Regions from separate parts of the Homo sapiens genome. Here regions 1, 2, 3, 4, 6 and 7 are each linked to region 5. The links are chromatin loops, found by intact Hi-C in ENCODE. Cell type or tissue: heart left ventricle. All regions are shown on one strand.

Region 1 (4,000 bases), 280 kb after region 5:
TTTCCGTGTCCCAAATGTTGCCTTTTTGTATATATTTTATATTTAGCTCCATGGTAGTTTTCTACAGCTAAAATACGGGAAGTAAAATCTTTAAAACAATCAGCTTGGCACAGTGGCTCATGCCTGTAATCCCAGCACTTTGGGAGGCTGAGGTGAGCAGATCACAAGGTCGGGAGATCGAGACCAGACTGGCCAACATAGTGAAACCCCGTCTCTACTAAATATACAAAAATTAGCCAGGTGTGCTGGCACACGCCTGTAGTCCCAGCTACTTGGGAGGCTGAGACAGGAGAATTGCTTGAACCTGGGAGGTGGAGGTTGTGGTGAGCCAAGATTGCACCACTGCCCTCCAGCCTGGGCAACAGAGCAAAACTCCGTCTCAAAAAAAAAAAAAAAAAAAAAAAAAAAATACCAGCCAGGCGTGGTGGCTCAAGCCCGCAATCCCAGCACTTTGGGAGGCCGAGGCGGGTGGATCATGAAGTCAGGGGTTTGAGACCAGCCGGTCTCAAAAAATACAAAAATAGCCAGATGTGGTGGTGTGTGCCTATAATACCAGCTACTCAGGAGGCCGAGGCAGGAGAATTCACTTGAACCTGGGAAGCAGAGGTTGCAGTGAGCCTAGACTGCACCAATTGCACTCCAACCTGGGCGACAGAGCAAGACTCCGTCTCAAAAAAAAAAAAAAATCAATTAATGATTAAAATAAAACAATCATTTAAATTAATATGGCGGTGGCTTCTGGGCAGAACTGAGGTTTAAAAAAGAATAATCTCTAAAGTATCCTTCCATTCTGTTGCTGTCATTGGCAATTATGTTTTATCAGATTTTAAATTTTTTCTCACATTTGCTTATTAGCACTGCACAGTTCCTCTTGGAGAATAAAGAAATGACTATTGTGTTACCTGTTGAGCAAGTATCTTAACATTTGCAATGAAGTAAGAAAGTATGTTAGTCTTTGTTATCACAATTTCCATATATCTCCTGTCCCCCTGTCAGGTGCCAAAAACAGAAAGAAAGAAAAGAAGGAAAAAGGAAACTGATTTGGTAAGTTATAATCTGTTTTTTAAATTAAAAAAGTAATTTTCAGATCAGTTGTCTGAGGTATATCATACAATATATATGTGGATATATTTATGAAATAAGTTTATCAGGTACCTAGGCAATAATCATATTTATATCTTTACAAAAATTTAGAATGATTAGATGTGACTGGACTTGTTATCAATGATAGCTTCCTAAAATGGCAGAAAACTGAAATTGTTTACTCATGAAAGAAAAAATATTATTTCTTTTCAGAACTAGGGGTGGGGAAGGAGCTCTTCAGGAGTTTTCTCTCCCTTCTAAAGAAAACAGGGGTTATTTAGGATTTTACAATTATAAATACTTTCAATTCAAAAGACATTTCTGAAGGCATTTGAACAAATTTTATCATTGTTCATGTTTATATACAATCACACAATATATACAATCACACTTTTTCACGCTGACATGCTGACATGTATGAGGTTCTTTATTGAAGAGGACTTTGTAAAAGCAAAAGACTGCAAACAACCTAAATATATAGGGAAATGATTAAATAAATTAGACACATCTATATGATATATATCCAATATATGATGTTATCATATATACATCATATACACAACATCATTTATAATATCTATCATATATATAATACAATAGATAGAAACATAGATACAAAATATATATCACATATATATTATGTGGTTTATGATAATTTGTGCAATTACAAGGATGAATTAAGCCCTTAAGGTGTGCATAATCTACAAGTGGAGGCAGTAAAAAGTTTTCAAATTATTACTGTCAGGTATGATAAATATTATAGTAGGAATAATACAAAGTGCTGTTGGATACAGAAAGGGGAAATGAAGGAATAGTTTACAGAAGAGAAAAATACTTTTGCTAATTCTTGACAAGTGAGTAGTGGTTTAGACAGTCAATATCTAGCCATTGGGAAAAACAGTATGTACAAATGTGTGTGAATGAAGAAGCTGCTATGTTGAGCCAGTTGCTTTGATTGGCTTAAGTGTTGCATGTTCATATGAAGGCGTTTGGGAGGAGTCTGATCAAGACTCTACCTTCAAAATATTTTGAATACCTTACCATTTCACATCACCTCCACTGCTATCAACAGCAGTCCGATGAACTATGAGTCTCATACTGGTCTACCTTCTTATACTCTTCTCCCGTTATAGTTCTCTATGTAATAGCCATAGTTACTTTTTAAACATAAAAATCAAATCATATCCTTTCTCTACTCAGAACTGTTTAGTGATTTCCAGTGTTTGTCAGAATGAAACCCAAAGTTCTTACCATGCCTACAAGGCTTGACATGATCTTGAGCGTGACTGCCTCTCTAAGCTTCATTTCCTCCTACTCTCCCCCTGGTTCCTTCTGTTTAAGCTACATTTGCTGCCATCACTTCCCACTTCCCCTCCTCCTCCTATCGTCTTTACTTTCTTCTGGAAACTTTAAACTTTAGGGCCTACAAAACCTGGATTCAACCCTGCCAAAAATTGCAAATTCTAATTGTAGAATATTTATCATCTACCTTACTAATATTCAGGATTATAAATCATCCCCTCTTGCTTGTAAACAAAATTCCCAAATCTTTTTACATCCTTACTTGCAGCTTTTCCACTATCTGTGTTAGAAGTGCGATCTGACTGTTTTATAGATTATTTGCCTATTGCGAAGTTTCTGCCTTTTCACAAGTACAGAATTTTGAAAGTAGTATACCTAACTCCTTAGCCTGGTTTGCTTTGGTTTTCCAAGAGGATTTTCTCATTGAGAAACACTGGACAACTTAAGCTCTGAGTCTCAATGTCCTCATCTGTAAAGCAGGAATAATGCCACCCACCACTGAGATTTTTGTGAAAATAAATGAGATTGTATACAAAGGAAAGGATAGGGAAGACAGAGAACCTCTTACTAACAGATATGTTTAGGCACTTTATATACTTTAAGCCTTAAAAGATTAGTTATTCATATCAATAAGGGAAAGAACAACACTTCAAAATAAAAATGTACAAGCATATGAATACATTTATTCAACAACTATTTTATTATAATTCAGGAACTGTAATAAGTGCAATTCATAGAAATGTCTAGAAATACACAAATAAATGTTTATTAGCAGTCAAATTAAAGTGAAGTAACAGTGATTTTCTACTTTTTCCATCATTGAACAAAGCTGAAAATAAATTAGTTACCTAGAGTTTGGAAACATAAGACAGATTTTTCAATAATACAAATAGGAGTGTAATTTGCATAATCTTCTTGGAGAATGTACTTTAGCAATGATGTATTAAAAACCTTAAAAACGTTAAAGGAAAAAAAAAACTGACCCAGCAATAACATACCTAAGAATTTGTTTAGTAGGCATATCAATCACACTTTTTCACAGTAACATGCTGACATGCACGAGGTTCTTTATTGAAGAAGAGTTTGTAATGGCAAAAGACTGAAAACAACCTAAATAGATTGGGAAATGATTAAATAAATTAGATACATCTATATAATAGGATGTAGCATAACATTAAAGGAAAAGGGGACATTCACCAAGATGTTTTGTTAAGTAAAAAGTACAAGGGCTGGCCAGGCGCGGTGGTTCACACTTGTAATCCCAGCACTTTGGGAGGCTGAGGCAGGTGTGGATCACCTGAGGTCGGGAGTTCGAGACCAGCCTGGCCAACATGGCGAAACCCCATCTCTACTAAAAATACAAAAAAAAATTAGCCAGGTGTGGTGATGGGCGCCTGTAATCCCAGCTGCTCGGGAGGCTGAGGCAGGAGAATCGCTTGAACCTGGGAGGTGGAGATTGCAGTGAGCCGAGATCGCGCCACTGCACTCCAGCCTGGGCGACAGAGCGAGACTCTGTCTCAAAAAAAGAAAAAAAAAAGTACAAGGGCTAAACACTGTACAGAAAGCTACTATTTGTGCAAAAAAAGAAAAAAAGTACAAGGGCTATAAACACTGT
Region 2 (4,000 bases), 410 kb after region 5:
AGACCTCTCCCGAGACACTTTTCTTGGCCTCTCCAGGCTGATGTTTTTGTGACTTGCATTATCCTCTCTCTGTGAACAGCTCACCTACGACACCAACTACACTGGCTTCTCGTTTTTTGCTTCCTCCTTTGTTTTCCTTACCAGGCTCAAACCTAATTGCTCCAGCTTTGTCAAGGGTGGGCTTCCCAGAAGTGGGTTGACTTGCTAAAGGCTATCAGCTCCTGAGTTCATCCTGAAAGACAGGTGTGCCTGCTAAACAGACTGCATTTTATGCATGGTCCAAGTCTTGTATTTCTAACTCAGATTTAGACTGACTTATATCTGTTCCTAAGGTCCTGTGCATAAGTGACCTGAAGTGACCCGGTAATAGGCGACCTAAATGGAGGGGCCTTCTTACAAGGCTGGGCAAGGGAAGATGTTGCAGGGCTCCTCCTCGGGGGTCGGCTTCATGCTGGAGTCACAGTAACTCTCAGGAGCCTCTTCATGAGTGCTTCTGTGCACACAGCGGAAAATAGGGTACTGCGATCCTGCAACAACAGGAGAATGTCTGAAGGACAGTCCCACACACTGGAAAGCTGGGCTATGGGTGGAGATGCACAGAGATTCGGGTGCTGATGAAGAGAGGGCACAGAAACAGTGAGGACAATTCACACATGCATGCACACTTACGCTCCCCCTTCATTTGAGGGTTTACACACACCTACCTCACAGGTCTTTGCTAGGAACTGTGGGGGTGCAAAGAAGAGCCTGCCCTAAAAGGAATCAATAATCTATTTGTGGACACGGTCTAAATATGCTCAAAGGCAGATACAAAGCATCTTCATTATAGTTCAAGATAACAAAAGAGAGATTCCCTAGGCAGGGGAATGATTATAGAAGGAACACAAATAGTAACTTTTCTAAAGTTCTCTGGAAGCGTCAAAGAGAAAGTGTCCTAAATGGGCCAAGCTTCGTTCTAGAGAAAGAATTGGGTTTGGGTAGATATGTGCATGTATATTTTGGAGGGAGGAGGCTGTCTAGGTCATTAAACTGGAATGAAAGTACCTGCCTGACAAACTAGCCTGCTACACCAGGTACATTTAAGGGATAGGTTGAAGCACAGAAGTAGAAGATTCAAGAAAGGGCGGAAGAGCAGCTGCCTCCCCCTTTGGCAAGCGTCTTTCATGTTCTTCTAATAAAGTACCCATCCAATGGTATTTCAGTGATCTGAGCATTTGTCTACTTCCCATGAGACCGTGAGCTTCTGAGGGACAGGGCTACTTCTTAATCTCTGTAGCCCCAGTACCTAGGAGAGTAGCAGGGGCTCAATAAATGACCGTGTTGAATGAATGTTTGAATGGTGTTGAATGAATGTTTATAACTGTTTTAGGTTTTTTGTTTTACTTTCATTGGATTAATAAGGATACATCTATTTTCGATAAAAAGCCAGAATTTGTTAAATGGAATGTCTAGGTGTCAATTAAAAAAAAAAAAAAAAAAAAAAAAGCTGATTCAATTCTGCCTTCCTTTCTCTGCTGCCACCTGGTGGCAACACTGAGCTATTATTAATGGACGTTTATAACGTGAGAAATGTAACCCCTGAACCTGAACCAACCACGGGAAGATGCTTCTTCACAAATAACTGTCTTCCCCACAGTCCAGGCCAGTATACAACTCCTGCCGGGAAGAACACTATACTTTATTCTACAACTCTGTCTTATCTCTGTTGCTAATTGGCCAGGCATTCATATTTTCTGAAGTTCCAACTCCTTACAATTTTAACTGCAACATAGGGGCTATCTTTTAACATAAACATCTTAATATTTCATCAGTCATGAAAGTGTTTCAGTGGTTTTTCAAGCTCATCTTGTATGACACACTGACCCAGAGGGTAGTAAGAAACTTGACAGTTTGCAAGACAGTGTTGAATCTGAAACGATCATTTGTTTAAATTACCCTGGTAGTAAAAATTTACAGTGTGGCTATAACTTGAGACCATTATTTAAAATAACGTTCCAATTAAGCACAATTATTGGCTGAGTAAAAGGCAGTACTGACTGTAAAGTTAATGGGATGCAAAGAACTTTTGTGGAATTAAAGTTTGTCCAGCTACAGATCTCCTTCCATTAAATAGAACAGATTTTTAATTAAATTCAACAAACATTAAGTACACTGTGCAGTTATAAAGGTGAATACATGGTTCACAGCTTGCAGTGGGACCCGGCTATTAAGGGATTAAGTAAAGATCTTATTTAGCCTATTCCTTTTCCTTCAGACCATGCGGGTTTAGCTTTTCCACTTAGATGTTTGTGGATAGGAAAGCAAAAGGAACTATCTCAACCACTTGGCACTCAAATAAGGGAGAAATCAAATTTTTTTAATCAAAAGGATACAGGCTCCCATAGGAATGCTCTGTGTCTTGGGAAGATGGGTCCTGCTGGGGTTGTCCAGCACCTGGCCACTGCTTGTCTTCCCTTGACATTTTACGGCGTTTATGGACATTGTCCATGGTCCAGCTCCACGGAAATGAACTCAGAGGCCCTCTGGCTCTCTGAAGGTGGGAAAATGCCAGATCTACAAATCTTTTTTTATTTTTTTTGAGACAGAGTTTAGCTCTGTCACCCAGGCTGGAGTGAAGTGGCACGATCTCTGCTCACCACAACCTCCACCTCCCGGGTTCAAGTGATTCTCCTGCTTCAGCCTCTCAAGTAGCTGGGATTACAGGTGCCTGCCACTGCGCCTGGCTGATTTTTGTATTTTTAGTAGAGATGGGGTTTTGCCGTGTTGTCCAGGCTTGTCTTAAACTCCTGACCTCAGGTGATTTGCCCACCTCGGCCTCCCAAAGTACTGGGATTACAGGCATAAGCCACGGCGCCTGACCCATATCTACAACTCTTGAGTCTAGTGACCGCAGTGGTTTCCTTCTTTGGGTCAGTTTTAATATATTTAGAAAGGGAGACAGCACCTGGCCACCTCCCATTGTTCAAGATTGCAATTCAATTATTCCTCTATTTGCTAGCAAGCAGGAACAAGGTGGTGAGGTCAGGCACTGGCTGGGCTTCAGGCAGCAGGAAAACTATTCGAGATCAGTTCGGTTGCCTTATATGCGGACATGTTGATCAAAATAGAAATATGTCATGTTGAAGGGGGGAACTGTACACAGGTAATTAGCAGATAATAAATGAGGTCAGTGAATTCAGGGGCTAGTGTAGAGGTCAGTGGGACATTATGGAAGAGAGACAAAATAAAGAGCAAGAAAAAAGTAAATGACTTTAGACTTGGAACTCTAGGAATCAAATGAAACAAGCCAAGAGTTTGACAGAGGCCTGATCAATGGCTGTGTGAGTATGGACCACTCTTGGATGCCAGCAACAGGGCCCTTCCCTGAGATGGTGATATCATGATGCTGGAAGCACTTAGACAAAGGGAAATTTGACCATGAAAAGCACAGAACTGTGTGGTGTGGTTAGCTCCACCAGGGAGGACTGGAGAAGGGTTTAGGCGAGGGTATGTGAGAAAATACACAATGGGATCACAAGGGGAACAGACTTATTCTGTGCATAAGTGACTTGGACAATGCCGGGAGGCTTGGGATTTCCTGGTCACTTGCCATGACTGCTGACGACCATTAGATGTGCTCTGCATCTGTGCCTCCGCATTGCCTCACCTACCCTGCATGTCTGGTGCCATCACCGCCTGGGACAGAGCAAAGGAGAGGCCTCCACGGGCCGCTGCCACTTGTCACTTGAAAGAAAAAGGAACTAGGATTGCCAGAGAAGGGAGGGATGAGAAACAACACATCCCTAGGTTTGCTTTATTTCCAAGGCACCTCTTCAGTATCTCTTGGGCCTGAGAACTGGTGCCATTTACTGGGTAAAGAAGAGCTAGACATGTCGCCTCAGACATTCTGAGTGGCAGATGCCGAGTGTGTGTGTGTGTGTGTGTGTGTGTGTGTGTGTGTGTGTGTGTACATGCACACATGGGTGTATATGGGCTAAATATTGAAAATGGGTCCTGTGCA
Region 3 (4,000 bases), 130 kb after region 5:
ATAAAAGTTTAATTTTGAAGATCTTTTCAAAGAACCGATCTTTAGTTTCATTGATGTTCTCTATTTTTTTTCCTATTTCCTATTTCATTTATTTCTGCTCTGATGCTTATTATTTCCTTCCTTCTGCTTGCTTTGGGTTTAGTTTGCTTTTTTTTCTAGTTTCTTAAGGTGGATGGTTAGGTTATAGATTTGAGATCTTTTTTATATGGGTTTACAGGTATAAAGCCCCTCTAAGCACTGCTTCAACTGTTTTCCATGTATTGGTGTAGTGTTTTGTTTTTGTGCATCTTGGAGTATTTTATAATTTTGCTTGTGACTTCTTTAACCCACTGGTTATTTAGGAATGTGTTGTCAAATTTCCATGTATTTGTATTTTGGAAATGTGATTTCTTTTCTTTCTTTTTTTTTTTTTTTTTTTTTCTTGAGACGGAGTCTTGCTCTGAGGCACGGGCTGGAGTGCAGTGGTGAGATTTCGGCTCACTGCAAGCTCTGCCTCCTGGGTTCACGCCATTCTCCTGCCTCAGCCTCCCAAGTAGCTGGGACTACAGGCGCCTGCCATCACGCCTGGCTAATTTTTTGTATTTTTAGTAGGGGCGGGGTTTCACCATGTTATCCAGGATGGTCTCGATCTCCTGACCTTGTGATCTGCCCGCCTCAGCCTCCCAAAATGTTACAGGCGTGAGCCACCATGCCTGGCCGTGGAAATGTGATTTCTTATTTCACTGCAAAGTGTTTGGAGTAGTTGTATGATTTCAATCTCCTTAAATTATTGAGACTTGTTTTGTAGTAGACTACACATGGTCTACCCTGGAGGATACTCCATGTGGACTTGAAAAAATATATGAATATATCCTCCTTATGTTGACTGGAGTGTTCTATAAACATATGTTAGGTCTAATTGGTATATAGTAATTTTGAAGTCCTCTTTTTCTTGTTCATCTTCTGTCTAGTTGCTTTCTTCATTATTGAAAGTGGAGTATTGCAGTCTCTCAGTATTATTGTTGAATTGTGTGCTTCTTCTCTTAGTTCTGTCAAGTTCTTTTTGTGGCCGGGTGCACTGGCTCACTCCTGTAATCCCAGCACTTTGGGAGACCAAGGCAGGCAGATCATTTGAGATGAGGAGTTTTAGACCAGCCTGGCTAACATGGTGAAACTAAAAGTATAGAAACTATCCAGGTGTGGTTGCATGCGCCTGTATTTCCAGCTACTTGGGAGGCTGAGTCAGGAGAATCGCCTGAACCTGGAAGGTGGAGGTTGCAATGAGCCGAGGTCTCGCCACTGCACTCCAGTCTGGGTGACAGTGCGAAACTCCATCTCAAAAAAAAAGTTTTTTTGCTCAATGTTTTTTTGGGCTCTGTTCTTAGACACACATTTATGTATATTTTAAATTGTTATGTCTTCTTGATGGATTGGCCCTTTTGTCATTATAAGATGGCCTTCTTTGTCCCTAGGAACAAGTTTGGTCTTTATTTTACCTGATATTAGTAATAATTAGTAATTATTGTTTTATCTGGTATTCTCTAGCTTGCTTTTGGATATTGCTTGCATGGTAACTTTTTTTTCCATCTTTTTATTTTTAACCTATTTGTGTCTTTGAGTCTAAAGCTTGTCTCTTGTAAACAGTATGCAGTTGGACCATACATTTTCCTTTTATCCATTCTGCCATTTATCTACCTTTAGATTAGAGCATTTGATCTACTTAATGTAATTATTGATAAGGTAGGATTATTAATACCATTTTGCTGTTTGTTCTCCATATGTGTTACGATTTTTTTTTGTTCTTCTGTTCTTCTATTCCTGCCTTCTTTTGCATTAAATAAATGTTTTCTAGTGTACCATTTTAATTTCATTGGCATTTCTTTTTATTATTTTTTATATTCTTATTGGTTACCTTGGGCATTGTAGTTAAAATCTGATAACAATGTAGTTTGGAATAATGACAACTTAATTTTGATAGTATACAACAAACTTTGTATGTAGTTCTATTCCTTTCTTGCTCCTTTGTCCTGTAATTGTTATGCAAATTACTTCTTTATGGTGGTACATCCATCAACACATTTATAATTACTGCTTTATGTAATTTCTCAAGTTTAATAGGAAAAAAGTGTTATACATAAAAAATAGGCCAGGTGCAGTGGCTCCTGCCTGTAATCCCAGCACTTTGGGGAAGCCAAGGTGGGCAGATCACTTGAGGCCAGGAGTTCGAGACCAGCCTAGACAACATGGCAAAACCTTATCTCTACAAAAATTAGCCAGGTGTGGTGATGCACGCCTGTAGTCCCAGCTACTTAGGAGGCTGAGGTGAGAGGATCACTTGAAACGAGATAGAGGTTGCAGTGAGTCGAGATCATGCCACTGCACTCCAGCCTGGGCAACAGAGTGAGATCCTGTCAATCAATCAATCAATGAGTTAATTAATTTATACTATCTTTTATATTTACCTATGTAGTTACTTTTACCAGTGTTCTTTATTTCTTCATGTTTAATTGAATCTTGTCTAGTATCCTTTTATTTCAGTCAGAAAAATGAACTCCCTTTAGTATTTCTTGTAAGGACCATCTATAGCTGTGAAGTCCAACTTTGTTTATCTGGCAGTATTCTAATTTCTCCTTTATTTTTCCTGGATATATACTTCTTGATTGACAATTTTTTTTTCCTTTCAACGTTTTGAATACGTTATCTGTCTGCCATGGTTCGTGATGAGAAATCAGCTGTTAATCTTATGTTAGGATTCCTTGATGAGGAATTTCTCTCTTGGTGCTTTCAAAATTCTTTGTCTTTGCCTTTCAAGAATTTTGGTTTGTCAAAATGTGGATTTGAGTTTATACTCTCTAGAGTTCATTGAATTTCTTGGATGTGCAGATTAATGTTTTCCATCAAATTTGGAGAGAGATTTTGGCAATTGTTTTTTCAAGTATTCTTTATGTCCCTTTCTTTTTTCTCCTTTTAGAACCCCCAGTATAGGAGCCTTTTTTTCTTTTCTTTTTTTTTTTTTTTTTTGAGACAGAGTTTCATTCTTGTCGCCCAGGCTGGAGTGCAATGGTGTGATCTCAGCTTAGTACAACCTTCGCCTCCTGGGTTCAAGTGATTCTCCTGCCTCAGCCTCCTGAGTAGCTAGGATTACAGGTGCCTGCCACCATGCCCAGCTATTTTTTTTGTAATTTTAGTAGAGACGGGGTTTCACCATGTTGGCCAGGCTGGCCTCGAACTCCTGACCTCAGGTGATCCACCCACCTCTGCCTCCCAAAGTACTGGGGTTATAAGCGTGAGCTGCCTTAAACTCCTGACCTCAGGTGATCCACCCACCTCCACCTCCCAAAGTGCTGGCATTATAGGTGTGAGCCACCGTGCCTGCCATAGGAGTCTTTTTAATGGTGTCCCACAGGTCTCTGAGACCTTGTGGTCTCCATTTTATTTTTTCTTCTGTTCCTTAGACGAGAGTCAATTGACCTGTCTTCATGTTTGTTGATTTTTTCTTCAAGTTCACTGGTTCTTTCTTCTGCCTACTCATATTTGCTGTTGAGCTCCTCTGGATACTTTTTCATTGCAGTTATATTTTTCAACTCCAGAATTCTTTTTGGATTAATTTCTTTAAAGTCCTGTATATTAGTCTCTATTTGGTGAGATAGCGTTCTCATAGTTTTCTTTAGTTCATTAAATGTGACTTTCTGTAGTTCATTGAACACGTTTAAAATAGCTGATTAAAATCTTGTAAGTCTAATGTCTGGGTTTTTTCAGGGACAGTTATTAATTAATACTTTTTCTACTTTGTATCGGCTATACTGTCTTCTTTCTTTGCATGCCTTATAATTTTTTGTTGTTGTTGTTGAAAACTGGATTTTTTTTGGCTGGGTGTGGTGACTCACGCTTGTAATCCCAGCACTTTGGGAGGCCAAGATGGGTAGATCACCTGAGCCCCCACGAGTTCGAGACCAGCCTGGGCAACACGGGGAGACTCTGTCTCTACAAAAAATACAAAAATTAGCCAGATTTGGTGGTG
Region 4 (4,000 bases), 400 kb after region 5:
GGTTTGCAGACATTTTTCATGTCCTTTGCTATTTTGCTATTTGCATATTTCATGTCCTTTGCTATTTTGCTAGATTGCTATTAGAAATCTGGGACAATGACTCAGTCCTTTAGCTTAAAATTTGTTACAATAATTGGAATATTCTAGGCTAAAGGATTTGTTTGTTTGTTTGTTTGTTTGTTTGTTTCAGCCATGTATGATCTGGTTTTCTTCCTAACTTTAAAACTCAAGACATTTAAATACTCTTGTAAAGAATACAATGTAGGCCAGGTGTGGTGGCTCACACCTGTAATCCCAGCACTTTCGGAGGCTGAGGCAGGTGGATCACCTGAGGTCAGGAGTTTGAGACCAGCCTGGCCAACATAGTGAAACCCCATCTCTACTAAAAATACAAAAATTAACTGGGCATGATGGTGTGCACCTGTAATTCCAGCTACTTGGGAGGCTGAAACAGAAGAATCGCTTGAACCCGGGAGGTGGAGGTTGCAGTGATGCAGTAAGCCGAAATCATGCCACTGTACTCTAGCCTGGGTGACAGAGTGAGACTCCATCTCAAAAAAAAAAAAAAAAAAAAGAATAAAAGGTAAACAGAATTTCAGTTATCTTCATGTTTCCAACCCTTAGGCTACTTGTTTCCAAGTAATTTCCATCTGACTAGCTAACTTAATTTTCTGCTTTCAAAACCAAGTAATGCACATACATTTGGGAAAGTGTCTTCACATCCCCATATACCTAATTTAAAAGAAGAATATGAAGGACCATGCCAGTGCCCAATGGGAGGACATCACATGGATGAGGCCTGTAGAGGAGTTTCATTTTATTACAACACCTTCAGTGAAAAGCCCAACAAGTGTAAACATGAAAGGAGCTCCCCACTCACGACCTGGTCCAGGAAGCCTGTCAGCAGAAGCAAGGGGAAGGAGAAGTCCCTACCAGGGAGTGGGGACTAACCTTCCAGGTGAGGCTCCAAACCACACCCACCCACTGTCCTTAAAGGATGTTCCTAAAAGGACCAAATCTGCTTTGCTAGTCAGAAGAGGACATGACTCGTAATTGAACTTCTGGGCTGATAAAACACAGAAACACATGGAATTCCTAAGCAACCCTCTGGTGGGGACTGCCTTCTCATTCCAGCAACAGTTAAATCCTAAACTTGGCCCAACTGGCCCCTAAGGGACTATAAGGCTGTAATGACTATTCTTGAACTTCAGCTTTATGCATCATTTCTTATAATTTAAATGATTCAGTATTTTTTTCCTGGAAAACTTTCTTAGAAATTAGGTGTTACCAAACTAAGGCTGGTGGACTTTCTAAAAGTGTTTTTTTCCTGTTGTGATTAAAAATTGCACATGGGCTTAAACCTATCATTGATTTGTAGAACTGAAAAGTCAACGATGCTTACTTCTGATAAGGCCCACTCTCAAGTACAAGCAGCTGAAAAGATGTTTTTAAGGTGAGTCATTAAGCCAGAAGAAACTTTGTGTCCCTAGAAGTTTAACAGAAGATTCAGACTGGGGTTACAACCTCAATTCACTTAGGTAAAGATTAATTAATTTTAAATTGGGCAATAAGACACACTCTGTACTCTTAAGTGTTTGCGAACTTTAATTTTCTTTGGTCTCTCCCTCTTGAGCTTATTGAGTCGGAAGCTGTGTCTCGTTCATGACTGGCATGTAACAGGTGCTCAACACGTGTTTATTCCCAGTAATAAAAAATTTCATAGTTCAGACTAAAGCTTAACGAGGCCATTTTCTACACAAAGCAACTATTCAAAAGTGGAAGACTGCCATCCGCTGGTCATTCCAGGGGCTGAACCTTTTCTAAGACCAACTGGTGGCCCAAAGGCCCCTGGTAACACGCAGCTGAAGAAGAATGAAGCAGCCCACAGGAAATCCTTCCCACTGTGCCAACCTCATCTAGGTCATAGCTTCAAATATATTACTGCAGCGGTTACTCAGCAATGTTACAGTTGAAAAAACTGAAGCTCGGTGAATCAGTAGCTGGCTCAGGGTCAAATACGAAATAAGTGATGGTCATGGAGATGATACCAAAGCCAATGTGCGTTTCTTAAACCCAATAGTACTCCCTTCCCACTCATCTACTCTAAAATAAGCATGAACATTTAGAATTCATGATCTATTCTGAGGGTAGATAAGGCAAAAATTATTTACTTACACCATAGCACCCAACTTGCATGATTTAGAACATCTTTTCCAAAACGAACGAAAGAGTTCCCTGAATAGAATAAAGTGCTCATTCTTTGCTCTATTTATAATTTTAAGCCAAGCTAGATTCGGCAAGAACTTATGTTGAAATGCAAAGCAAAATTACTTTAAGGGGAAATCTGCAAGTCATTATTGGAGAGGAAATAGGTAGAGTGGAAATCTTTGGAAAATTTACATGTAGCTTTTTACTGTTCTAAATAAATGTGGGAGACACACAGAGGAATGAACCACTGCAGCTATTTTCCCCACAGAGTTGTTTTTTCTCTGTACGTATTGTGCTCTGTGCCCCCTGCCTTTTCAGAGAGTGGCAAATGTAGAGACATGGAATTTACAAACTAAAGAATCATGGCAACAAAATGACTGTAAAAGCGCTCTCAGTTGCTGCTTGGAAGACTACACCGAAATAATCTTTCTGGAGAACAATTAGCTAAAATGTATTAAGAGTTCAAAAAGCATTCATAATATTTTCCCATAATTTAACATGATTCCACGCCCCCACTATTTTACAGAGATAAGAAGAGGTGCATATAAAGATTTATGCACAAGAACACTTACTGAAGTCTTTTAAAATATTCTGTTTTAAACAGTAAAACATCACCCGTGTATGGAGGCTTATAACTGTAATCCCAGCTACTCAGGAGGCTGAGGAGGGAGGATCACTAGAGCCCAGGAGGTCAAGGCTTCAGTGAGCCATGATTGTGCCACTGCAGTCCAGCCTGGGCAACAGAGCAAGACCTGGTCTCAAAAATAAAAATAAAAATAAAAATAAAAATAAAAACTAGAAAATCCCAAACATTTAGAAATAGGAGATTGTTTCAGTTATATAGTTCTATAGCTTATTATAATAAAAATCATGTTTTAAAGATTTTATGCTTATAATAATTAAGTGAAAAGAGGTGACCAAATTATACATACATTATGATATAAAGATACATTTATATCTTTAAAATACGTATGAGGAAAAAAAGCTATGTAGGTAAAGTATGTATGAGAAGAAAAAACTTGAAGTATAGCTTAATCTCAAATTTTCTTTTGGTGAAGAGGTTTGGAGCATACTTTTCCAAATTTCTCATATTCTTAAAACAATACTGTGTTACTTTTTAACCAGAAAAAAGCCAACATTTTTAAGAAAAAGAATCATTCCAATATAAAAATGAAAGTCCAGCATCATTCTTTTCATCCATTTGCTGATACAGGAAATCCATCAAGTTTACTGAGAACACGAATGAGTTCAGAAACTGAAGCACAAAAGGATTAGTTGAGGAAACTAGATATTTTTAGCCTGGAGAAAGTGGAAGGGGTTCCCCAATGGCTGTAGGGCTGTCCTTTTCTAAAGGACAGTGGGACTTAGTAAGAAACACTTTGGTTAACTGTAAAAGGAGACCTCTTGACACCTTGAGCTGTACAAGAAATAGATGTAATTGTCTGGACACAGGGTGAATTTCTGATAAAGGGTTTGGGCAAGAGCTGTGACCTATGTCAGGGGCACTGCAGAGGATTCCTCATGCTGGCAAGGAGGCTGAGCTCACAAACACCTTCCCCCACTGTTTCCGCAGTACCATGCGCTAATGTTTGGGATGGGAGGCTTGGAAAATAGGGATACACCGAAGAACTAGGATGAGCTCTCCTGGACTCAGCTTTAGGGCAGAAGCTTGAGTCAGTGGCCAGATCAGCACTTACTCTCCATCTGTTTCTCTTTGGTTAGAGCCTCCCAGATGGCCAAATTAGTGTCTGCTCCTGGGACTGGGGGCACAGTCAGATGCTCATCTTGGAAG
Region 5 (4,000 bases):
GACAGGGTCTCACTCTGTCACTCAGTCACCCAGACTGAAGTACAGTGGTGTGATCACAGCTTACTGCAGCCTCGACCTCCAGGGCCCAAACTGAAGAAATATTTGAACACACATGTTCATAGCAGCATTATGTACAATAACCGAAAAGTAGAAGCAACTCAAGTGTCCACCCATGGATGAATAAACATATATATATATATGTGTATATATTCTATATATATATGTTTATATATTCTATATATATATACACACACAATGAAATATGTATATTCATCTACTCATGGATATGTAAATATATATATATATATATATATATGAAAAAATATTCAGCCTTGAGAAGGAAAAAAAGTCTGACACATGCTATAACATTGATGAACCTTGTGGACATTAAGCTAAGTGAAATAATCCAGTCCAAAAAAAAAAAATTTCTGGAATCCAGGCTTGTAGAAAGAAAAAAAAATAAAAACAAAACCCCGCACAAATACTGGGCAGGGTGCAGTGGCTGGCTTATGCCTGTAATTCCAGCTACATAGGAGGGAGGATCACTTGAGGCCAGGAGTTTGAGACCAGCCTGGGCAACACAGCGAGACCCCATCTCTTAAAAAAAAGACAAATACTGTATGATTTGGCTTATAGGTGGTATGTGGAGTAGTCAAATTCATAGAGACAGAAAGTAGAATGGTGGCTGCCAGGGGCTGAGGGAAGGGGGAAGTGGAGAACTATTGTTTAATGGGTATAGAGTTGCAGTTTTGCAAGATGAAGAATTCTGGAGATTGGTTGCACAATAGTGTAATGTACTTAACACTACTGAACTATATGCTAAATATGGTTAAGATGGTAAATTTTATGTCATTTTACCACAATTTTTTAAAAGTTAAAAGAAAAGAGTTTGGTGGGGTAAGCAGAAGAGTTTGGATTTTATATAGTCCCTGGGTATTACAGCTCAGATCGGAAAGTTTGGTAGGGCAGATCAGTGGTTGTTGAAACCAAGTGCTTTCCTTTGCTAGAGGAAATAAACACCTGGATATAATACACAGAAAAATATAGCTTATAATCTATAGGCTTTTCAGGGACTTAGAGAAACCAATCCAATAAAATTCTTTAAAGTATGCCCACTCCTCACTATTCCCAGGGACTGATTCATAGCAGCAGCATCACAGAGAAGGCATATAATCATATATTTATCATGGCAATGAGCTAACTTTATCAGGGAGAAATAGCTGCCTTAAATTTGGGGAAACAGAAAGGAAATATACATTATGCCAGAGCCTCAGTTTTGCAACATGGGCCTTAGCAGAAAGGAAGGGTCATGGGAGGGGCAGTATTATTAGCGAAAAAGGCATTCAGGAATGAGGGGGACTCAAGGACAACTTCATCCCACTGAGATGTCCTGGGAATAAGAAACTACCCCCACCCCCTCTCCCAGGTGCCCAGCCAGCCAGCCATGGCCCCTCTACCTGACTGCCAGACTGAGTGAGGCCTAGAAGCCCATGGTGCTCCTCTCTCCTAGCTGCTGGGCCACAGAACCAGGGAGTCCTAGAGCAGAGAAACTTCTCAGAGAAGGATCTCCAGGTTGCCTCAGGACTAGACTGAGAGGCTAGATCCTCAAACTCAATCCAAGGCTGGCTGTCTCTCTCTCAGAGAAGGAAGTGATGACAACTGAGCCACTAGGCGGCAGCAAAGTCCAGCAAAAAGACGCAGAGGCAGAGGGGTGAGTAAAGACTTCGTTGTCCTCCCTCAGAAAAAGCTACTCCTGTCCCCTTGCTGGGGAAAACGGGCCCAGGGCCCCTCCAGTCCAGGTCACCTACCTATCCAAAGTAAGAAGGGAATCTTCAGGAAGGCTTGTGTGGCCATTTGCCCCGAAAAGAATGGCTCTATCCGCTTCCGCTTTGGTCCTCCTCGCTCTCTTCTCTCATCACCTGGGGAAGGGCCAGCGCTGATTCTGAAAGGACGGCGTTTCCGAGGGCTCTCCAGACTTCCCCCAGCTCTGGCCACTCGGAAGGCAGGCGTGGAGAACAAGTGTGTGTGTGTTTGTGTTTCTGGGCTGCAAGGGTGGAGAGTGCAGTTTCTAGGGCATAGAAATCCCAGGCTCTTCTCCAACCTGCCCTTGTTTGGATTAGCATTTTCTCTTAGACACAGAATCGCCGAAATCTGGCTCCTGTGAAGTGTGATTTCATGATGGCAACAACACTCTTTCCGCTCCTACCTTTATTTAGAGAGCACGGGCTGGGCCCCAGAGCAGAGAGTTTTAACGTTTAACAGTTCCACATGCCCTGTCCGCTGACAGCGAGAGGGTGGGAGGCATTTAAGCCTCTGAAATGATATTCTAGAGAAACCTGAGTTCATCCGCCTGCGTGCCTGACCTCCACAGAGCCAAGGAACACCTGGTACCCAGCAGAGCCCTGCTTTCGCTGCTGCCTTCGTGCTGGCAGGGCTCCTTGCCTTCCCGGAATGTGTTCCTTCTTGTTTGCCACTCAGTGCCTGGCCCAAAGCCAAACCTGGGCTGCTCGGAATGCCATGCCCCCACTCACTTCTCTCTCAGGATCTGAGACAAGGCTCTCTTCCGCCTGGGGAAAGGCCAGGCTCTCGCTGCAGCCTCGTCCCACTGCGCAACTTCTCTAGGCACATCAGACTCTCCACCGGCTGAAAGCAGAAGCACTTAGGGAGAGGACAGCAGGGTCCCCAGGAAAGCAGACGGTGTGGCATACTGATATCCTATTGGCAGCCTTCTAAACTGGGCCAGAGTTGGCAAAGTGTTATTCACAAGGTGTTCATTAACTTGCTAAATGCAAAAAGGTTGGGTTGGGCACCACTCTGGGAAAACATGACACCCCTGCTCCTGGATTCAGTCTAGCATGAAGGTGTGTTAATTGGTGTAGGATTTCTATGCAAGTTTTTCTTTGCTGTTAGTTCCAAATACCAGACTAGTCTGTGTGGCATGCTCTCCCCAATATATAACCACATTTAAACAATTTATTAAGCACCTTCTATGGGCTCCTGAATGCATGCTTCTATAGATACTATGACACTATAATTTTCTGAGCACTTAATTGTGTACCAGGCACTATATAGAGTGCTTTTTATACTCATTATCTCATTGAAGAGAATCTCAATACACTAATACAGTTTTCACACTTTACGCTGTGTAAACTGAGATCAATAGGCCAGAAATACAATATGGACTCCTTCAGGGAGTAGCTGAGGAAGCGAGGTAGACAGAATAGCAATGTAACAGTGTAAGACGGGTGAATCCGTGTAAGTGCAAAAGGCAGTGGTATGGGCAGACTTAATGTTACAGGGGCATGCAGCATGCGTGGGCCTCAAAGAATGAGTAAGATTTGGATCTGAGGAGAGAGGTGGGGAGGATCTTCCCAAAATGTGTGTTTGCGGGGTAACATCAGTTAAAGTATGGTAGTGCTGAGGGCGGGACAGATAAAAATCTGAAAGAAGCAGAGTCTGAATATGTATGTGGGCAGAATCCCCAGGATCTAAGTGCCAGGATGACAAGGACAGACTTAGTCTCCCCGGGCTGAGGAGCTACTGCAGTTTAGGAGTGAAGGAGAAAAGTGATGGTTTGGCGATATTGGTTTCTCAGTAGAGTACAAGGTGGATTAAAAGTTCAGTAGAAAAGTCTAGATCATGGTTTCTCAACCTCAGCACTACTGATATTTTGGACTGGCTAATTCTTTGTTATAGGGGGTTATCTTGTGTATTGAAAGATTCTGGGCCACATCCTTGGTCTCTGCTTACCTGATGCCAGTAGCACCCCCCACCCCTGGTTATGACAGCCAAGTGTCTCCAGAGCAGGCAAACTACCCCTAATTGAGTATCATTGCTTTAGGTGGCAGGAAGTTAGGGCCTGGACCTTATAATATTGGCAGTTATTTTGATAACTGCGTCAGTCTATTGACTTTCAGAATAGCTGATAAAAGTAAAAAATGGTTTCCTTGCCGCAGGAAATTCATCATCAGTGCCAAAGAACTTAATGGCATAGAGAAAA
Region 6 (4,000 bases), 200 kb after region 5:
TCCATTTTTTAGATTGTAAAGTATTTGAACTGGTCTTTGTAGATGTATAGGGAGAATTATAGTTTATTAGAGAAATAAAAGGACTATCTCAAACCTGCTTTGCCTTTTACAAAGTGATTTCTAAGAGGTTATCTTTGTAAAAAGCTTTAAGGAAAATTTTTTTTCTTTAAGATGCTTTCTTGTTTATTATGACAAACTTCTAATCAAGAAAACCACTCAAAATTGATTAGCATCCTGCTAAGACATAATTGAGTAAGAGAAGAAACTTTTCTTGTATTTACTGTCAAAGCCTATTTACTTTATTCACATTATCTGTATATTCCTTTGGCATTTAAAATCTATTATTTGTGAAAGCTAGTTGTTACATATCTGTTATTATCAATATCGGCAATGACATGCAATGTTATTAATGATAAACAACCTGTATTTTCTCTACCTTGATAAAGTCTAGATTCCTTATTTTCTAATCTTGTTTTCCCTTCTGGCTAGTACAGAGCTTCCATATAATAATCTCTTTTTGAAAATTTGTATTCAACATAACATGCATATACAAAAGTACACAAAGCAAAAATGTATAGTTCAGTGGAGTACCACAAAGTAAACACAACCCTGGAACTACCACCTAGGTTAAGAAACACAACATTCCAGCCACCCAAAATTTCTCCTTGGAAAAAACTTTAAAATTTTTACTTTTTATAAAGGAAAAGAAAAACTCTAGTTTGTTTGCATTTTGAAGCCTGAGCAGATTTGTTTCCGAAAGTAATTGTTTATATTACAATATATCAGTGTCAATGCCAGCATTCACCCTAACGTTTTATTTTCTCCACACCGCTTCCTACCTACTCTCTTTTGGTAGGTTTAGGATAAAAACATATTATAAAGTTGGAACATTGTATCACTGTAAAAACTAACAGATTGTAAAAATGGTTTAAATGGTAGATCCAGAATTTTTATAATGACCGTAAATATTATGCAGTCATATTAAGATGAAATAGGAATTACAGATTAAGACGAAGTAGAAAATATGAAAGGCAGAAAAGGTGAGGTGACCAATTCTAGATGTTGGATATGAGAATAAGAGGGCAAAGATAATACTTTCTAAAGAAGAAAGAAGATGAAATCTGCAGAATTACAGTATGTTTTTATTTCCTTTGATGATATCTTAATTAAAAACTTCAGTGGACTCTTAGTTAATTGTCAAGAAACACCCTGACTGGGAATTATACAGAAATAACCTGACTGGGAATTATACAGTATGTAGAACTGAGTACAATGATGCTTTATTTGATTCTTTTGGAGTTATTAATAAAAGTATAGCCAAATAGGAATTTAAACTAGTCTAAAAAGGCTAGGCAAAGATGGGTAATTCAGCTGTGCCATCAGGATGAGACGTGAACAAGAGGGTCCAAAGTATTTTTCAGTTTCTTCATCTACAAAGAGAGAAGCTGAAACCCTTTATATAGTGTCTGCAGATGAGAGAGCTTCAAGGTTTTCCACAGAACCTGTTTCTCTTCTTCATCCCACTCAATAGACTATGTAACTCTGATGTACTTCTGTTTGTTTATGTAAGTGGGAGAAGCGTTCTAGTGACCATCTATTTTCAAAAATGACCAGATACTAAAATTGATTTGGGTATCACCATAAGTCTAGAATCTCTATGCTGTACTCTGTACACAATTCTTCCTAGTACTTAATAGATTTAAATAAACTTTTGTTAAAAAAAAAAGGACTTTTTTTATAAATTACTTCTGTATTGGGCAGTATAGTAGGGCAATTAAGAATAAGGGTTTTGGATAGACATCAGTGAAATGGTGGGGTAAGGACCTCTAAATTTTTTTTCATAATAGCAATGAGAAAATTGGCAAAAATTGTCAAAACAACTTTGTCAGAACCCTGGAATTTAATCAAAGGCTCCCAGTAACCTGAGAAGTATTTATACAAGACAAAAGGCTGAATATCAGTAAAGACAGTGCCTAATACATATTTTAGTGAGGATATGGAAAATTAGAAGTCTTGTATACTACTGATGTAGCCACTCCGTAATACGTTTTGGCAGTTCCTCAGAAAGTTAAATATAGAATTGTATTTGACCCACCAATTCTGCTCCTAGGTATGTACTTAGAAGAACAAACAAAACAAAATGTGTAGACAGATATTCTTTACAACATCTTTCTAATAGCCAACAAGTAGAGACAACCCAAATGTTCCATCAACTGATGAATGGATGAACAAAAGGTGGTATATCCATACATGGCATGTTATTTGGCCATAAAAGAAATGAAATACTGGTACATGCCACAATATGAATGAACCTTGAAAGCATTAAGATATATATATATATATATATATATTTGTGTGTGTGTGTGTGTGTGTGTATATATATATAGCATATATAGCATATATATATAGCATACATATATACATATATAGCATACATGCTACATATATGAATATATGCTATATATGCTACATATGTGTATATATGCTAATGCATATGCTACACACATATGCTACGTGTATATAAGAGAGATATATAGATAGATATATATAGATATATATATTTTTTGAGACGGAGTCTCGCTCTGTCGCCCAGGCTGGAGTGCAGTGGTGCAATCTTGGCTCACTGCAACCTTCACCTCCCAGGTTCAAGCGATTCTCTTGCCTCAGCCTCGCTAGTAGCTGGGACTACAGGCACTCGTCACCATGCCTGGCTATTTTTATATTTTTGTATTTTTAGTAGAGGCGAGGTTTCACTATGTTGGCCAGACTGGTCTTCAACTCCTGACCTCAGGTGACCCACCTGCCTCGGCCTCCCAAAGTTCTGGGATTACAGGCGTGAGCCACCACGCTGGGCGTATTTTATATATATATATATATATATTTTTTTTTTTTTTTTTTTTTAAGAGCCGGGTTTCGCTGTGTTGCATGTGTTGGAATGCAGTGGTGCTATCACAGTTCACTGTAGCCTCAAACTCCTGGGCTCATGTTATCTTCCTGCTTCAGCATCTCAAGACACTGGAACTACAGGCACATGCCACCATGCCTGGCCTTTTCTTTTTTTAAATTTGTTTTTGGAGGTGGGTCTTGCTGTATTACCCAGGCTGGTCTTGAACTCCTGGCCTTAAGTGATCCTCGCTGCTCAGCCTCCCCCCGAGTGTCTGGGATTACAGGTGCGAGCCACCATGCCTGGTTCTCATTATATCAAAGAAGTACAGTTTCCATATTTGTAATATGGAATCATACAATACTCTATATTACAAAATGGAATATTGTATCATTCCATTTATGTGAATTGTCCAGAATAAGCAAATCTGTAGAGACAGAACTTAGATTAGTGTTTGCCTAGGGCTAGAGGGTCAGGTATAGAGCTAAGAGATGGGGAGGATGATAGAGAGTGTGAGTATCTTTTTGTATGATCAAAATGTTCTAAAATTGATTGTGGTAATGTTTATGTAGCTTCATGAATTATACTAAAAGCATTTAATTGTATACTTTAAATCAAGGAATTGTTTAGTAGGTGAATTGTATTTCAATAAAACTGTTACAAACATATAAAAAAGAATATTCTAAAGTGCTTTTATTCATAATAGTTCCTGAATGTTCATCAGTGGAAGAATGGATGACCAAATTGTGATATACTCCTACCATGTAACATTACTCAGCAATGAAAAGAAACAAACCACTGATACTCAGAATGAATGAGTCACAAAAAATCCTCAGCAAAAAGCTAGATATGAAAGAATATATGCTGTGTTATTTCTTTAGTTTAAGAACAGACAACATGGCTGGGCCCAGTGGCTCACGCCTGTAATCCCAGCACTTTGGGAGGCCAAGGTGGGTGGATCACCTGAGGTCAGGAGTTCAAGACCAGCCTGACCAACATGGAGAAACCCTGTCTCTACTAAAAATACAAAAATTTAGCCGGGCTTGGTGGCGCATGCCTGTAATCCCAGCTACTTGGGAAGCTGAGGCAGGAGAATAGCTTGAATCCAGGAGGTGG
Region 7 (4,000 bases), 260 kb after region 5:
TTCCCCTGTAAGTGAAATGTTTATTTATGTATAAATGGGAAACTTCTTGGAGTATTTTTATTAAGGTGCCTTGTTCTGCTCCAACTATTTGTGTAAAGTGGCTGCTCAACTTGGCCATTTTCTCTTTGTAAAAATATTCCCTAATTGTTGACTCTACCATCACCTGAAGTTGGATGTAGTTATATCCTAGGAATCCTTGACTGATCATGAATAGCAGAGTAAATACTGGGTTCCTCCCCATTAAGTGAGAAGCATTTGTGAAGGGCAGTACAGTGCCTATAAACATAGTAGGCATTCACCGAATACTGGTTGCTTTACAGCTGTGAAGTTTAGTAGTTGAAGGTTGTTTGTTTCAGGCTTTAAAGAAGTTAATTTGTTTTGTTACAGCTGTTGGCCTATTTATGGTCATCATTACGTTCATTATACTTCTTTGTATGTGATAAACACATAACATAAAATTTCCCATCTTAACCATTTTTAAATAATATAGTACAGTAGTGTTAACTGTATATACATTGTTTTGCAAAAGATCTCTAGAACTTTTTCTTCTTGTAAAATAAAACTCTGTACCCATTGAACAACTCTGCTTTTCCTTGTAGCCCCTGGCAACCATCATTCTACTTTCTGTTTCCAAGAGTTTACTTTTTATACTTCATATAAATAGAAATGAAATTTTTTTTTTTTTTTTAAGATGGAGTCTCACTCTGTCACCCAGGCTGGAGTGCAGTGGTGTGATCTCAGCTAACTGCAACCTCTGCCTCCTAGGCTCAAGCAGTTCTCCTGTCTCAGCCTCCCGAGTAGCTGGGACTATAGGTGCACGCCACCATGCCTGGCTAATTTTTGTATTTTTAGTAGAGATGGGGTTTCACCATATTTGTCAGGCTGGTCTCGAACTCCTGACCTCAGGTGATCCACCTGCCTCTGCCCCCCAAATTGCTGGGATTACAGGTGTGAGCCACCGCACCCAGCCGTAAGTAGAATTTCTTTATACTTTTTTAAACTAGAGGTAGTCATGAGAAAAGCATTTTTAAGTGGTACGTAAAAACAAATTTAACAAAATTGAAGATACTTGTATTATCTTTATATTTGGTAGATTCTTTTGGTTCTTATGGAGAATGTCATCATTGAAATGAAAGGAGGGCTGTATCTTTGGGTTAAAAATAAATTTTACATTAACAATGAAAATAACCTTTTCTCTCCTTTTATATATAACCCAAACATTTAAATGTTCCACCCTTTAAAATTTCATATGGATTTTAGAGAAATCCTTTGTAAATGTGGGCAAGAGATGATCAATAATATATTTTTCCAAGAGTCTCTATAGTATTACAAAGTGCAGTTGAGCTTAATGACAGTTTTAAGTATTATTCCCACCCATTAACCTACAGATTTCCCAGAAGTTCAAAGACTCTGTGTAGCATATGCATCCATAAGAGAGTGTTAAAAACATATTCCCTGTCATTCTAAGTTTAGTGATACATGGTATTCCATGCATATCTGTAAGTGAGCTCTTTAATATTCTTTAATGTCTATTAATTATGACATTTATGTGTGTGTATGTATTATAGGTGTATACACTTATAAAGTAGCTGTTGGATCCATGAATTTGTTTTGTAAAAAACAAATTGTGGATTCTAAAAAATATTAATCATCCTTGTGAAATATTTATCTTATTTTTCCAAGATACATAGTTGTAGGTGTATTTGAGTTGATTTCTTTTATTGCTTTATTAATGATCTACTTATCTTTAAAATTATTATATATTAGATTATATTAAACTCTACAGATAAAATTCATACTTTAAATCTCATCCTGTTGTATAAGTAATATTAGAAACATTAACATTTTGTAGAATCATAAATGCTGGTGCTTCTGAATTATGTAATCCAGTTCCCACATGTTACAGATAAGGTCACTGGGGCCCATAGAGGTGAAATGACTTATTCAAGATCATGTATTTAGAGAAATGGCTGGGACTAGAACTTGCATTTCATCATTAAGGATCGGCATTGGGTTTTATAATTAGAAAGTAATACTAGGTTAGTGTCCCTTTTGTACTGTAGTGGTGATGAGTACACAGTAGTTTTTAACTGTTTAATGAGAAAGGACAAAAAGAATTCATGGTGAAGTCTAAAGAAAATGTTGTGAGTTAAAAGGTTAATTGCAGTGGTCAAGTACTATCAAGATCCTATTAATTGTTGTTTCTCTTTGGAGGATAAATGAAGGTCCAATAGGCTCAACTGTGGCAAGAGAGATTTTGATAGCCAGAAGAGAATCCTTTAGAACAAGCTAGGATTGCTAGGCTTATACACATTGTACATACATTGCTCAAAAAGGGAGATCTCTAAGAAGCCTATAGCTAGCAAAGATTGCATCTATTTGTGTTTGTTTCGGGCTTATTGCATAGAGGCAAAGGGCAAGATAATTTCTTATGGCTCCTAGACTTACTTTTATAAAAATTAAATGAAAGATTTTGAATGGAAGAACAATTAATCTACCAACTAGTATCATAAGTTAGTGTCTAATTTTAGCTAGCACTATCCTTGGAAGTAAGATATGATTCTCAAGGAGCTTACAGTTCTGCTCAGGAGAGATTATCAATATGTTGTTGATGAGACTCATGGTACTGAGTTAATATAGGTAATTGGGGCCATGAAGGTTATATACACTTTTTCATCAGATTCTGGCATCTATTTCTGCCCAGAATTTAATGATAAAGCATTCTCATCATACAGTTTTTCAATCAAAATTAAATTTTCATAAGCTAACACTGTAACACCTGTATTGTCTGGAGCATACTTTTAGTTTGATAACAATTTCTTACCCTGCCAGTGTTGATTTTAGGCTATTCAACATCAAGCTTTTTGTTTGTTTGTTTTTTGGTTTTTTTGAGACAGTTTCACTCTTGTCACCCAAGCTAGAGTGTGCAGTGGCACGATCTTGGCTCACTGCAACCTCTGCCTCCTGGGTTCAAGTGATTCTCCTACCTCAGCCTTCCAAGTACCTGGGACTACAGCCACCTGCCACCACACCCAGCTAATTTTTATATTTTTGGTAGAGACGGAGTTTTGCCATGTTGACCACGCTGGTCTCAAACTCCTGACCTCAGGTGATCCGCCTGCCTCGGCCTCCCAAACTGCTGGGTTTACAGGCATGAGCCACTGCACCCAGCCTCAACGTCAAGTTTTAAAACTCAAAGACAGTGGATGAAAACTACAAAGAGAGATTTCAGAAGGAGTTTTCTAACCAATAAGAACCATCTCAGTATAAAATATAATGAGATCCTCATCCCTGGATGGCTATTTTTCAGGTATTTTATAATGATTAGATGGAAAGGCCCCTTGTAAGACTAGTATTCTAAAGATTCAGGGGTTTGGTATTTTCCTTTCCCCATCATCAGATCTATTTTATTTCTTGAGTTTATTTTGCAGCTACTATTCTTAAACATATGTCATATTCATAGTGGAATATACCCACTGATCATCAGGACAAGGCCTTTAGTAATTCAGTCTTATGCGTAGGTTCAGGATTATTATTACTAATTAGCTAAGCAGAAAAAATATGACTTAATTGTCTTGGGAATTGACTAAGATCTGAAAATATTTATGGAATTTGCTGGAAGTCTTTAACCTGGCTGCCATGGGATATCTGCTAAGAACTGAAATGTAATTTCATTGTTTTATTTAAAGTGTCAGCAAAGAAGCCTTAAACAGTAAAAATCCTCAACTCCATAAAGAAGATGAACCAGCATGGAAACCTGTGAAGTTAGCTGGGCCAGGCCAAAGAGAGGTAAGTTTTGAGTTTTTGTTTATCTATCTTCTATACAAAAGAGATGTACATTATTTTGGAAATTATTATTCTTGTAGGTAGAGCACCTCATCTACCCATTTACTCCCAAGTGTTTTTAGAGAAAGAAGCCATGAGCGGAGATTGTTATAATTATGAAGGTGTACTCCAGGCAGGGAATGGTGCCTAAAAACCCAGTTGCTAAGAAAAAGAA

Evidence for each region. Hi-C counts contacts between places; a loop is a spot of excess contacts. Peaks named below come from ENCODE experiments on the same cell type or tissue, not always from the same donor. Only the 100,000 strongest peaks of a DNase experiment are listed, where the experiment ranks them.
Region 1: a loop joins it to region 5, with 2.9 times the contacts of the local background. A loop is called at or near these places in 4 of 110 quality-filtered maps.
Region 2: it touches region 5 in a loop (11-fold over the local background); 85 of 110 quality-filtered maps call a loop at or near these places.
Region 3: a loop joins it to region 5, with 2.2 times the contacts of the local background. A loop is called at or near these places in 5 of 110 quality-filtered maps.
Region 4: a loop joins it to region 5, with 4 times the contacts of the local background. A loop is called at or near these places in 85 of 110 quality-filtered maps.
Region 6: a loop joins it to region 5, with 3 times the contacts of the local background. A loop is called at or near these places in 2 of 110 quality-filtered maps.
Region 7: a loop joins it to region 5, with 2.6 times the contacts of the local background. A loop is called at or near these places in 13 of 110 quality-filtered maps.

The regions. Positions count from the first base shown.
Region 1 is chr15:71,872,835-71,876,834 of GRCh38, reverse strand. It overlaps MYO9A (myosin IXA), which reads left to right. Exons shown (of 42, transcript NM_006901.4): 32 at 997-1,044. Among named protein-coding and RNA genes, the nearest start is that of NR2E3, 64 kb to the right of the region's middle. In heart left ventricle, no CTCF peak of the experiment used is centred here; no DNase peak of the experiment used is centred here.
Region 2 is chr15:71,741,633-71,745,632 of GRCh38, reverse strand. It overlaps THSD4 (thrombospondin type 1 domain containing 4), which reads right to left. Exons shown (of 18, transcript NM_024817.3): 12 at 398-527. Among named protein-coding and RNA genes, the nearest start is that of THSD4-AS2, 52 kb to the right of the region's middle. In heart left ventricle, CTCF peaks have their summits at 1,320 and 1,526 (motif pointing left); no DNase peak of the experiment used is centred here.
Region 3 is chr15:72,022,696-72,026,695 of GRCh38, reverse strand. The region is part of intron 4 of MYO9A (myosin IXA); the gene reads left to right. All of the region lies in intron 2 of MYO9A-AS1 (MYO9A antisense RNA 1), which reads right to left. Among named protein-coding and RNA genes, the nearest start is that of MYO9A-AS1, 31 kb to the right of the region's middle. In heart left ventricle, no CTCF peak of the experiment used is centred here; no DNase peak of the experiment used is centred here.
Region 4 is chr15:71,750,654-71,754,653 of GRCh38, reverse strand. All of the region lies in intron 14 of THSD4 (thrombospondin type 1 domain containing 4), which reads right to left. Among named protein-coding and RNA genes, the nearest start is that of NR2E3, 58 kb to the left of the region's middle. In heart left ventricle, a CTCF peak has its summit at 1,789 (motif pointing left); no DNase peak of the experiment used is centred here.
Region 5 is chr15:72,153,880-72,157,879 of GRCh38, reverse strand. It overlaps LOC124903522 (a long non-coding RNA gene), which reads right to left and starts at 2,731. Exons shown (of 3, transcript XR_007064706.1): 1 at 1,809-2,731. RefSeq lists an enhancer at 1,925-2,014. In heart left ventricle, a CTCF peak has its summit at 1,672 (motif pointing right); DNase peaks (open chromatin) are centred at 1,699 and 2,489; H3K4me3 peaks cover 1,068 bases.
Region 6 is chr15:71,955,212-71,959,211 of GRCh38, reverse strand. All of the region lies in intron 14 of MYO9A (myosin IXA), which reads left to right. Among named protein-coding and RNA genes, the nearest start is that of MYO9A-AS1, 36 kb to the left of the region's middle. In heart left ventricle, no CTCF peak of the experiment used is centred here; no DNase peak of the experiment used is centred here.
Region 7 is chr15:71,893,468-71,897,467 of GRCh38, reverse strand. MYO9A (myosin IXA) reads left to right here. Exons shown (of 42, transcript NM_006901.4): 25 at 1-7; 26 at 3,690-3,789. Among named protein-coding and RNA genes, the nearest start is that of NR2E3, 85 kb to the right of the region's middle. In heart left ventricle, no CTCF peak of the experiment used is centred here; no DNase peak of the experiment used is centred here.